3 separate regions of the Homo sapiens genome follow, and all the other regions are linked to region 2. The links are chromatin contacts, found by Hi-C or POLR2A ChIA-PET in ENCODE. All regions are on one chromosome and are shown on one strand. Each heading gives the region's core, a stretch centred on a gene start or an enhancer-like site at or near the end of the contact. The rest is flanking DNA. Distances are from core to core; before and after follow the strand shown.

Region 1 (3,370 bases), core at 539-3,038, 370 kb after region 2:
TGATCGTCAATAGTCCAGGGAACATATTTGACTGGCTGCCCTGTAGAAGAGCCCAGAGGAGACTAATGAGATTCCAGAGAATGCTACATGATTTCCATTCATTTGTCTTCTCTGTTGACATGAGATTAGACTTGAAAAAGAGCAAGGGTCGTAGTCAAGAGGAGAAATGGGGAGAGGAAATCCGAAATTCCGAGAATTTACCCAAAAGAGACGGAGTCATTCAAAATATACTATTCAAACTGAAAACTTGTGATGCAGGAAGTAGGAAGCTAACAGTCTCTGCCCTTCCCATCCAAGGAGGTGTGGAGGAATTTTAAGAAAGATTAGACATACCACAGAAAATAAAGAAAGCAGCTAATTTTCTTTGTAGATCTAAGTGCAATGTGAGTCAATTTGTGACTGAGAGGCATTCTCTTCTCTTTTTCCTAGTCAGATGGAAATAAACTACTCTCCCTTCTAGTTGAGCATGGGTTTATGCTCTCTCCAGCTATTCTCTTGTGCACTTCCGTCATTCCCCTTTTCCTCTCTTGTACACCCAGCAGACACACCGGGGCCACAACTCCACCTGGTAGAAGCAAATTTCTGTTTGTTCTCACCACTGGGAATTTCCACGCAAAGCTTTATGATCAAGTTTTATTAAGATAGGCCTTCCATGAGGACTTCAACGCTTCTGTTTCCACCACCTTGATTACCCCCCACCTATTTCCTTTCTCCACCTGAGTGACTTCTACCTGTCCTTAATGAATCAACTTGAACTTGTCTTTTATTCCTCTGAGACAGAGGCCAGTCCTATGGGCTCTCAAGGCCCCTTACCCATGTCTGGCTTCCTCCCTCTAGCCATATTGCATGTGTTCACACACTTCTGTTTCCCTCACTGGACTGTGAGCTCCTAGATGCCTATTCCGTGTTTCATTTGCTTTTTCTCAGCACCTAATTAATATCTGGCAAACAGAAGATACTTATTTTGGTACTTGGTGTTTAAAACTTTTGTTCTGTCTCATATTTTACTACTTTGTCTGTATTTTTTATTCATTCAGAAACATATTGAGTACCTACTATAGGTCTGACATAAAATAAAACTCAATCCTTTAAGTTGAGGAGATTATAATTCTATAAAGCAGATAAATACACCTAATGGAAATACAATGTGTTTAGTACTTTGAGAAAAAATTATTGTGGAAGTAGAACAGACAAAGTCCTAACTTTTATGAAGGATCAAGTCAGCTTCATAGAGAGGATACATTTTATTTGAATCTCCAAAAATGAGCCATGTTCTACAAGAAAAGTATGGGTGGTGTGGGGAATCATTGAACAGTATATGAAAAGCAAGGAAACAGAATTCACGTTTATATGTTTAAGAATTATTCAATCCAAGAGTTGAAAGGATAAGTATAGATTGACTCAACACTTTAGCTGTATGTACTAGCTGGAACCTAGGAGAGTTTGAGTTACAACCTCATGTCCTAGGCCTAAGCTTTCATTGCCAACTTAATATCTAGGTAAAACTACAGACTTAATTATTATTTTTAGACTGCCAGTGTCTTTCATTTACTCATGCCATCATAGAGTAGAAAAGGATTTTCCATTGTCATCTCTTCCGGTTTCCCTGATAATGTGGAATCTTTCCTAGAATATCCATGTAAGGAGGTCATCCTGTAGTCTGGCCCATGTTCTTGCAGTGGTTCCTTTCAAGTAAAATGCTGAAGGAGGACATTTACTGCTTGGTCCCAAAAGCCTTCTACAATCATAAACAGTGGTGTTGAAACAAATGAAGATTGTGTCTGAAGCATATCTGGATTTCCTAACACTGCTTTGGTTTGAGGAAGTGAGTAACAGGAGAGAGGGGAGAGAAGGAAATAGTTATTTTTGTGTGTGTGAAACTCTTGAATATTCAGGTGCATGACATCAGAACAATGTCCTGCTTCTCTATTTCTCTCTCTCTCTCCACCTCTGTGTGCATGTGCATGTATGTGTGTGTCTGTCTATCTATTTGCATAAACTATATTCTACTGTTTCTCTTTCACTGGTTAAGTAAATTTCTGCCTCTTCTGTGCTTTGATGTAACTGTCATTCACTCATTCATTAATTACTAATTCAATAAATATTCACTGAGCACCTCTAATGAAATCTTAACTATAAAAGTAAAGAATAGACTATAGCAACACAGAGTATAGACATCAAAAAATATTATCTAAATATATATATATTTTTTTGAGACAAGAGTCTCACTCTGTCACCAAGGCTGGAGTGCAGTCACACAATCTCAGCTCACTACAACCTCTGCCACCCAGATTCAAGAGATTCCCCTGCCTCAGCCTCCCAAGTAGCTGGAATTACAGGCTCCTGCTACTGCACCCAGCTAATTTTTGTAGTTTTAGTAGAGACAGGGTTTCACCATCTTGGCCAGGCTGGTCTTGAACTCCTGACCTCGTGATCCACCCGCCCTGGCCTCCCAAAGTGCTGGAATTACAGGCATGAGCCACTGCACCCGCCCCTTTATCTGAAGATATATACAGTGAAAGCAAAATAATGTAAGTAAGACAAGAAGGATATCATTAATATACATTTATTTAAAAATTTTTTTTTCAGATGCCAAATGAAAGTTAAAGAACCCAAGTGTTTCCAAGATGAGAGAGGGGAGCCTCCCGAGGGCTGTATGAAGTCAAAGGAAAGATTATGGAGGTAAGGTGAGGTGGGGGAATGTGTCCTGACCTGAGAACTGATTAACAGGGGTGGTGAATATTTACTTTTGGCAGTAAGAGAAGGAGATGTAATTTGTAAAGGGCAGACAGAGGCCTTCCAAAGAGCCAACAATGTTCTAATTTTTGAATGAGGTGTTAGTCACATGAGTATTCTTTTTATGATATCTCAGTAGGCTATTCATTTGTTTTATTACATTTTCTGTATGTGTTAAGTTTCACCATAAAGTTGTTTTGAAAAGAGATTAATATGTGAGTAGACTCTATTCATTAAAAATGCAGGGTTCGCTAAGCCTCCATTATGATACTGGGAAGTCACAGATGAGTAAGACATAGTCATGGCTCTCAGGAAGCTCCCATTCTTCACATCAGAAGGAGGGGGGCGGTGACTGGAGATGAGCTCAGAAAGGTAGTTGGAGACAGGGTCATGAACACTGAGTATGCAATGCTAAGGTACTACAACATTTTCCAGTATATAACAGTGAGCCACTGATGGGTTTTGAGCAGATTGTTGACATGAGATTTTCATTTTGGAATGACAACTTTGGTTATTACATAAAATGTGGGCTGAGGAAATTAGATAAAACTTGGAGTACAACACCTGATAAAGTATTATGTTGTTTTCACTTTCTGAAATATGTGTTTTCCTTCCCCAACGAGTTTTAAGTTAC
Region 2 (3,305 bases), core at 647-3,146:
GAGTCTTTCTACAATGTATACATAGATGAAAACATCATATTGTACCCCATAGATTTATACAATTATATATATTATCTCACAGAGCTATTCTGAAGATTAAGTAAAATGTCTGGCCTAATATAAACAGGAGGTAAACAGATAGGTATTTATTTCTTGTTTCTTTGATATAAATGTTGACATCGGATTTATTTGTTAGGACGAACTATAGACAAGATGGTGAGAACCAGCAAGATGTCCTCAGGAATTCCTGCTTCACTTATCCCACAGAGCTGACTGTGGCCCCTTCAGAAGTCCAGATACTTTTTATTCTCATTTCCTTTCCAGTCTCAATGTGAACTCTTAGCAAAAAACTGGATCCTTCTCAATCAGCTATTTCCTTCAGAGAGGCGGAAGAAGGAGAGATGGGTGAGGGGTCATCCCAGAAATCCTAGTGGACAGGCCTCTTCTGGGAGCATCAGATGCCTACAAGGTGTTTATGGACTGACATCTGTGAGTGTGTCTGTTTTCTTAGTGTTGGTGTCAGGGTGTGTAGAAGTTGAAAGTGAATGGCAACTCTAGTGTCTTGTTGTGTTACGAACTTTCACCAGGTGGCAGAAGAGTACTGTGAAGAGAAGTCACAAGGATTCACAATCACTCTCCAAAGTAGTGGGAAGTCAAGCAAGAAAGGGTGGCTTGTTCAGAACAGTTGCGATCATTCTGAAAGCAACTCATAAGGGTTGGCAAGTTAAGCTCCAATATGAATTCATTTAGAAACCAGAAAAACAAGAAGAGACTAGCTTGCCAGATGAGAGGAGATTCTGTATGAAAGGAGAGACTTCTAGAAGTGTGGTTGGCAAACCATCCCAAAAGCCTGCACAGTAGGGTAACATGAATGGACCTCATTTAGTTGATTACCTGGAAGTTCAACTGTGGGTATGAAATGTAGGATCAGCTAATATGGTGGCAGAGGAGCTGGTTGCCTATATGGTTTAATTGGAGAATTCCTGAATCTATTTTCTTCCACCCAGTTTCTCTATTATGGTTTATCTGGGGTCAGCCTTTTCTCTAAAAGGTCACTATTATAATGCAAGTACGGAACACCCCCCCTCCCCAGCCCCTTAACTCTTGTTAACTGATATTAATTCTTCTGATTAGTTTATGTCACTTGGAAGAGTGGATTGTCCCAAGGAAAGAATGGAGAACAGGCTAGACCTTGGTGTTGCTAAAGCTAGTGCTGCACTCATGGCTAGGCCAGTGTTCTCCTGTTGAGTAGAAACAATTTCATAGAATGCCAACATCAGAAAAGGCACTCTGTGATCACAATAGAGAAAGAAATAAAATCCACTCTATAATCCTGTCTGAGCACAGATGAAACCAAGAGCGTTGTCTAAAAGTGACCACAAAAATGACCAGTGTGCCCCTATCCTTATTGATATAAGAGATTGCTGCTGCTTTACCAAGGAATGCTTTAGTCAGTCTCGTTTTATTCTTCACACCTTCTAGGTAAGAATTATTAAGATACCCAGTCATGGGATCCTAACAATATCTAACTCAGAGAAAAGATCCACTTCTTTAAACCCTGTCCAAAATCACTTAACACGAGGTTTGGCAAGAGAGCACCTGACGTTCAGAGAGAGATGAAAACTAGGGAAAGAATGTACCAAAGGAAAGGAAAGAGATGATGAAGCCAAAACCTCAGGGCTTTACAGTGGGGCCTTGAGTGGGCTCTTGTTTCAATGTATTCAGTAACCAGAAGCCAGGGACCCTGCTTGCACTGCCTGCCACTGACATTTCTCCTCTGATCTAAGTCTCTGCTTAACAAAGAAGCCTGTGGCTACTCTTAAAGTCTCCCCATCTGGAATGGGGGTGAGTTTGTTCAGCTCACTCCTTCTTCTCCTTCCTGAGCAGCTGACTTATTCTGATGTGGTTTTGCGGTTATACAGTAAGCAGCACTGCTTATGTGGACATGGTGTACTTTCAGTTTCTGAAAGTGAGTCATGTTGACTTTCCTCTGAGGAGTAAGAGTGACCCTTGCTTAAAAGGACAACATGACTAGAAGGAAGAAACACCAGAGGCCACCAGGACCAGAATGTTTACCAATGTAGGCAGTCACTAGTTTTTAGGAGTAGTTTGTGTCATCTTTTTAAACAAGGTAAACTAGGAAGAAACATTTGGTTTTGAATCTTTGAGTGTTTGCCAATGTTTGAAGTACTTATCTATTTTTACTCATCATTTAAAGTGATGTTTGTGGCTAAGAGCTCAAGATCTACAAACATACTTAAATAAGTTTACATTTGGTCAGCTGGAACCTGATGGGGACATTTCCAAGAGGATCACTTGCTAGTATTACATCTTTAATTTTCATGTATGTTAATGGCTTGTGATATTGGACTATTCATCCAGGCCCTAAGAAATCTCAGCAGGTCTATTGAGAATCAAAATTAAGGCTGTACATAGCCACTATACAGAATAAGGAGTTTCTTGTAATCTAACTCTCCTTCGTGGTCTTATTTGGTTAATTTTTTCATGATAACATGTAGAGCCAATATGGGCTCTTGTCACCACTTCTGCATCCTTGCAAGCATTGTTAATTGTCTTATGTTTTTCTTGCTTAGCCAGGATGTAGCCTCAAGATACTTCCCGTCACCATGCTCCTGACAGCCACTGCTGTCAGATCACAGTAGATAAGTGAGATCAAGCCCACTTGCATGTCTGCCCTAGAATCTCCATTTAACTTTGCTCTTGGGTATCCAAATCATAGGAGTGCCGCTGTCCTCCAATCAAGGAGACTGTCTTTCTTTCCTCAATAATTAAATCCCTCTGGGTCCAAGAAAGCGCGAATAGAATTATTGTCAAATTCTATATCACTGAGCCATCATCACTACCTATTGCCTTGGTAAGTCATTTGGGCAATTGGAGAGAATAAGAAAAGCCCAGTAGTGAAGCAGCATGTATTAAATAATTAGTGAGATATTCAAGACAGTTTATATTTCACAAGTATATAAAAATTGCTATTACTTCACGGGACTGAATTTCCTTTTCTATTTTCTCTTTCTTTCTTTCTTTCTTTCTTTCTTTCTTTCTTTCTTTCTTTCTTTCTTTCTTTCCTTCCTTCCTTCCTTCCTTCCTTCCTTCTTTTTTTTGAGATGGCGTCTTGCTCTGTTGCCCAGGCTAGAGTGATCACAGCTCACTGCAACCTCTGCCTCCCAGGCTCAAGCGATCTTCACACCTCAGCCTCCTGAGTAGTTGGAACTACAAGTATGCACCACCAAGCCCGGCTAATTTTTGTATTTTTTGTAGAGACGGAGTTTCATCATGTTGCCCAG
Region 3 (3,651 bases), core at 430-2,929, 270 kb after region 2:
TAAAATAACTTAAAAGTTCCTGAATAGGAAAGCAGAGATTCCTTGGGCTAGCCTTCTAGCAGCTTGGGATTTGGCCTCCTGTTGCCCAGTGTTGGTTCCCATTTCATATCTCCACATGTCATCTTCACCAGGCCATGGGACTACATACACTCTCTGCCACCCTTCTGTGTTCTTGCTCATATTGCATCCTCACCTGCTACTCTTTTATCACACAAAGACTAAAATGCCTCCTCTTTCTCCCATTTAGCTAGAGTTTGTTATATTTCTTTACTATAGTCCTCTGCTTATCATCGCACTTGCTTCTTTCTTTACAGTATTGGATGAGCTAGTGGGAAAAGAACTGGGCAAGGATTTGAGCAATCCAGATTCCAATTCCTGCATTCCCTTAACCTCACTGTGTCTCAGCTTCCCCATTTGTAAATGAGAGATTAGGGATTAATTTTCTTTATTTAAAATATTTTCAACTCCATAGTTCTGATTTGAATCAGTCTGTCTATCCTAGCAGATGTAGCTTCTTGAGGAAGTCACAATATCTTAGAAATCTTCACATCATCTTTGGTGCCTACCTGTGCTTTGTACATAGAAAAACCTTAATAAATATATGTGCAGTGAAAAAAATTCATGAATGAATGAATAATTCCATATTTTCTTTATATAAAATACATCCAAATGTTTCATCATTATTTTTGTAGTTTAAGTAAAATATAACCTCCAATTCTGTATTTCTAGAGACAATATAATAAAAGGCAACTATTAATAGAACAAGTCATAGAGATTCAAGCTTTTCAACATTTATCTTTTCAAGCACCATGCAAACATACAAGATGCAAATTCATAGAGCGTGAAGAAACTAATTATATACTTGGTTGCTAGAAGGAACTCATTGAAGCTAAAAAAGAAACAAATTTAAGATAAACAGAGAAAAAGCTACCTAAAATAGCTAGTTGTAAACTGATAAAAATATTTTGAAAATCAGCATCTATCAAGCATTTTTTTTTTTTTTTTGAGACAGAGTCTCGCTCTGTTGCCCAGGCTGGAGTGCAGTGGTGTGATCTCGGCTCACTGCAAGCTCCGCCTCCTGGATTCATGCCATTCTCCTGCCTCAGCCTCCCAAGTAGCTGGGACTACAGGTGCCCGCCACCACGCCTGGCTAATTTTGTTTTTTTGTATTTTTAGTAGAGACGGGATTTCACCGTGTTAGCCAAGATGGTCTCAATTTCCTGACCTGGTGATCCACCTGCCTCGGCCTCCCAAAGTGCTGGGATTACAGGGGTGAGCCACCGCACCCGGCCCTATTGAGCTCTTTCTATGTGCCAAACACTGAACTAAGTTTTTTCTGTGTATTATTTTACTTTAATCCTTAAACTACTCTGTACAGTAGAATTAATTATCCTCCCTTGACACATAAGAACACCTATCCCCAGAGAAGGCACACAAATTGCTCAAGCTCACACAAAATATAAATAGCAGAGTCAAGATTTAAACAAGCCTGTCTACATCTAAGCCCATTCTCCTAACGACAGCACACAATTGCCTCCCCAGAGGTGATATAGCCTAGAAAATAACAGATTGTTTTAAATGTCTTAAAAAGACAAGTTATAGAATTAAAAATAGTTAAGTAGCTCATTTTATTGAAAGAAAAATGACCCATTTATACTAAATCAAGGAAAAAGGGTGGTTTGTTAAAAGGATTTACAAGGCCTGAAACAGGAACTGAAATTATGTCAGAAACTAAAGCAGCCCCGAGCGTTGACTGTTTTAAACTTTTTCTTTCGAAAAGCTACGTGGTCTCTTCCTCTCTCTCTCTCCTATTCATATGACAGCCCTTGCTTTCCCCTCACATCAGCTTTATTTTTCCAGCCTATCAACAATTCCATGGCATCATTTCACTTCTTCTTCACTGGAAAATGGTACGTTTTTTTCCTAAGTTCTAGATCAAATTACCAAGAAAAGTAATTAGATTTGTCCAGCTCATTTTGTTGCACAAGGACATGGATCACACTGTGTGTCTCCAGCACTCTGCTGGGAAGAGGATGCCCTGACCAAACATTAATACCTGGCTTTCCAGGCATATGCCTTTTTTCTCCCTTACCCCTGAGGTTACCTGCTCTCTACCACTCCACAATTCTTTTTTTTTTTCCTACAACCAAGTTTCTACAAAGAGTAGTGTAATTTTTTTGTCTCATCTTCCATTTCTCCTTATCTAGTAATTATACTTCCCATTTGTTCTTTAATCATTGATATCTGGATTATGCCCCCAGATGTCACAGAAAATGATCTTGTTTATGTTGTCAAAAATTATCTACCAGCAAAATCCAATTAGCAATGTTCAATCCTCTTAGTATTTGACTTCTTGGAGCCTCTAACATTGTTGACCACTCCTTTATTCTTAATCTCTCACTGTCTGTTTCTGTGGACCTATTATTTTCTTCCAGTTAATGTCATTTGTCCCTGGTTGCTCCTTTACAGGATTTCCTTCCTTTGCCTGTCTTCAAATGTTGGTGATCCCCACGTCTCAGTCATTTGCCCCATTTTCACTTTACCCACTCTCTATAGCGATTTTATCCTTGTCAGTGACTTCACCCAGAAGGCTGTTGACTTTTAAATATTCATCCCATCTCATGCAACTCCTCCTGAGTTCCAGCTGCATACTGGTAAAGCCCACTTGGATATTCTGCAAACATCTGAAACTATACCTTTATAAACCTAAACACATTATCTCATCCACACTAAATTTTCTCCAATTCCTCCTTGCATATTCCCCACCATAAAAACATCACCATCTTCCTCAATATGTCTAAGAAGGTTCTTCCTCTTCTTTATCCCTCACTTTCAATCAATCACTATACTGGTTAAGATTCTGATTACAATTAATAGAAACCAACTTAAGCTAAATGAGTGGAAAAAACGATCTGTCATAAAGGTACAATAATTCTTGCATAATCCAAGGACAAAAATGTACATGGGCCTTATGCATCAGAAACAGTTCAATGGAGTTTCTTCCTGTATGTATTAGTCAAGATTATCCAGAGAAACAGAATCAGTAGGAGATTAGATAGATAGATAGATAGATAGATAGATAGATAGATAGATAGATAGACAGATGATAGATAGATAGGGTAGAAATTGGCTTACAAAATTATGAAGGCTAAGAAGTTCTAATATGGAGGACCAGAAAAGCCAGTGGTATAATTCAGTCCAAGTCCAAAGACCTAAGAACCAGGGAGCTGATAGTATAACTCTTAGTCCAAGGCAAAGGGTCTAAGAACTGGGGTAAGGATAGTGGGTGCTGGTGTAAGTCCTGGAATCCAAAGGCAAGAACCAGGAGCTCTGATGTCTGAGGGCAAGAGAAGATGGATGTCCTAACTCAAGAAGAGAGAGAGCAAATTCATCCTTCCTCCTCCTTTTTGTTCTATTCAGGCCTTCAGGTGATTGCATGATGCCCACCTTCATTGGTAAGGGCAGATCTTTATCCAGTCTACTCATTCAAGTACTAATCTCTTCCAGAAACACCTTCAAAGACACACCCAGAAATGTTTTACCAGCTACCTGGGCATCCCTTTGTCCAGTCAAGTTGACACAAAATTAGCCATAACAAATTCATCCCTTGTCAACTTGGCATCCATAGGCATACCCTTACACCATATTTAA

Evidence for each region. A loop is a pair of places that touch in the nucleus more often than their neighbours do. ChIA-PET counts read pairs that join two places held with the same protein, here RNA polymerase II (POLR2A). Pooled maps may share reads with other maps.
Region 1: a map of OCI-LY7 shows a loop between it and region 2 (2.5-fold over the local background). The contact joins two enhancer-like sites. A Hi-C loop is called at or near these places in 6 of 168 maps with a recorded cell type or tissue (B cell, CD14-positive monocyte, IMR-90 and 2 more), 14 of 37 single-sample maps with no recorded cell type and 14 of 50 pooled maps. POLR2A ChIA-PET finds 5 or more read pairs at or near these places in 1 of 52 experiments (MCF 10A).
Region 3: a loop to region 2 is called in a map of CD14-positive monocyte, with 4 times the contacts of the local background. The contact joins two enhancer-like sites. A Hi-C loop is called at or near these places in 3 of 168 maps with a recorded cell type or tissue (CD14-positive monocyte and naive thymus-derived CD4-positive, alpha-beta T cell), 21 of 37 single-sample maps with no recorded cell type and 10 of 50 pooled maps. POLR2A ChIA-PET finds 5 or more read pairs at or near these places in 1 of 52 experiments (OCI-LY7).

What each region holds. Positions count from the first base shown.
Region 1 is chr1:173,110,468-173,113,837 of GRCh38, forward strand. No RefSeq gene overlaps it. Among named protein-coding and RNA genes, the nearest start is that of TNFSF18, 61 kb to the left of the region's middle. Within about 2 kb of position 1,789, at least 5 of the 41 ENCODE cell types and tissues checked have a DNase peak (open chromatin) inside an H3K27ac peak, as active enhancers do; they include OCI-LY7 and endothelial cell of umbilical vein, where a contact is called at or near this core.
Region 2 is chr1:172,744,560-172,747,864 of GRCh38, forward strand. No RefSeq gene overlaps it. Among named protein-coding and RNA genes, the nearest start is that of FASLG, 87 kb to the left of the region's middle. Within about 2 kb of position 1,897, at least 14 of the 41 ENCODE cell types and tissues checked have a DNase peak (open chromatin) inside an H3K27ac peak, as active enhancers do; they include OCI-LY7 and endothelial cell of umbilical vein, where a contact is called at or near this core.
Region 3 is chr1:173,018,837-173,022,487 of GRCh38, forward strand. No RefSeq gene overlaps it. Among named protein-coding and RNA genes, the nearest start is that of TNFSF18, 30 kb to the right of the region's middle. Within about 2 kb of position 1,680, at least 4 of the 41 ENCODE cell types and tissues checked have a DNase peak (open chromatin) inside an H3K27ac peak, as active enhancers do; they include OCI-LY7, where a contact is called at or near this core.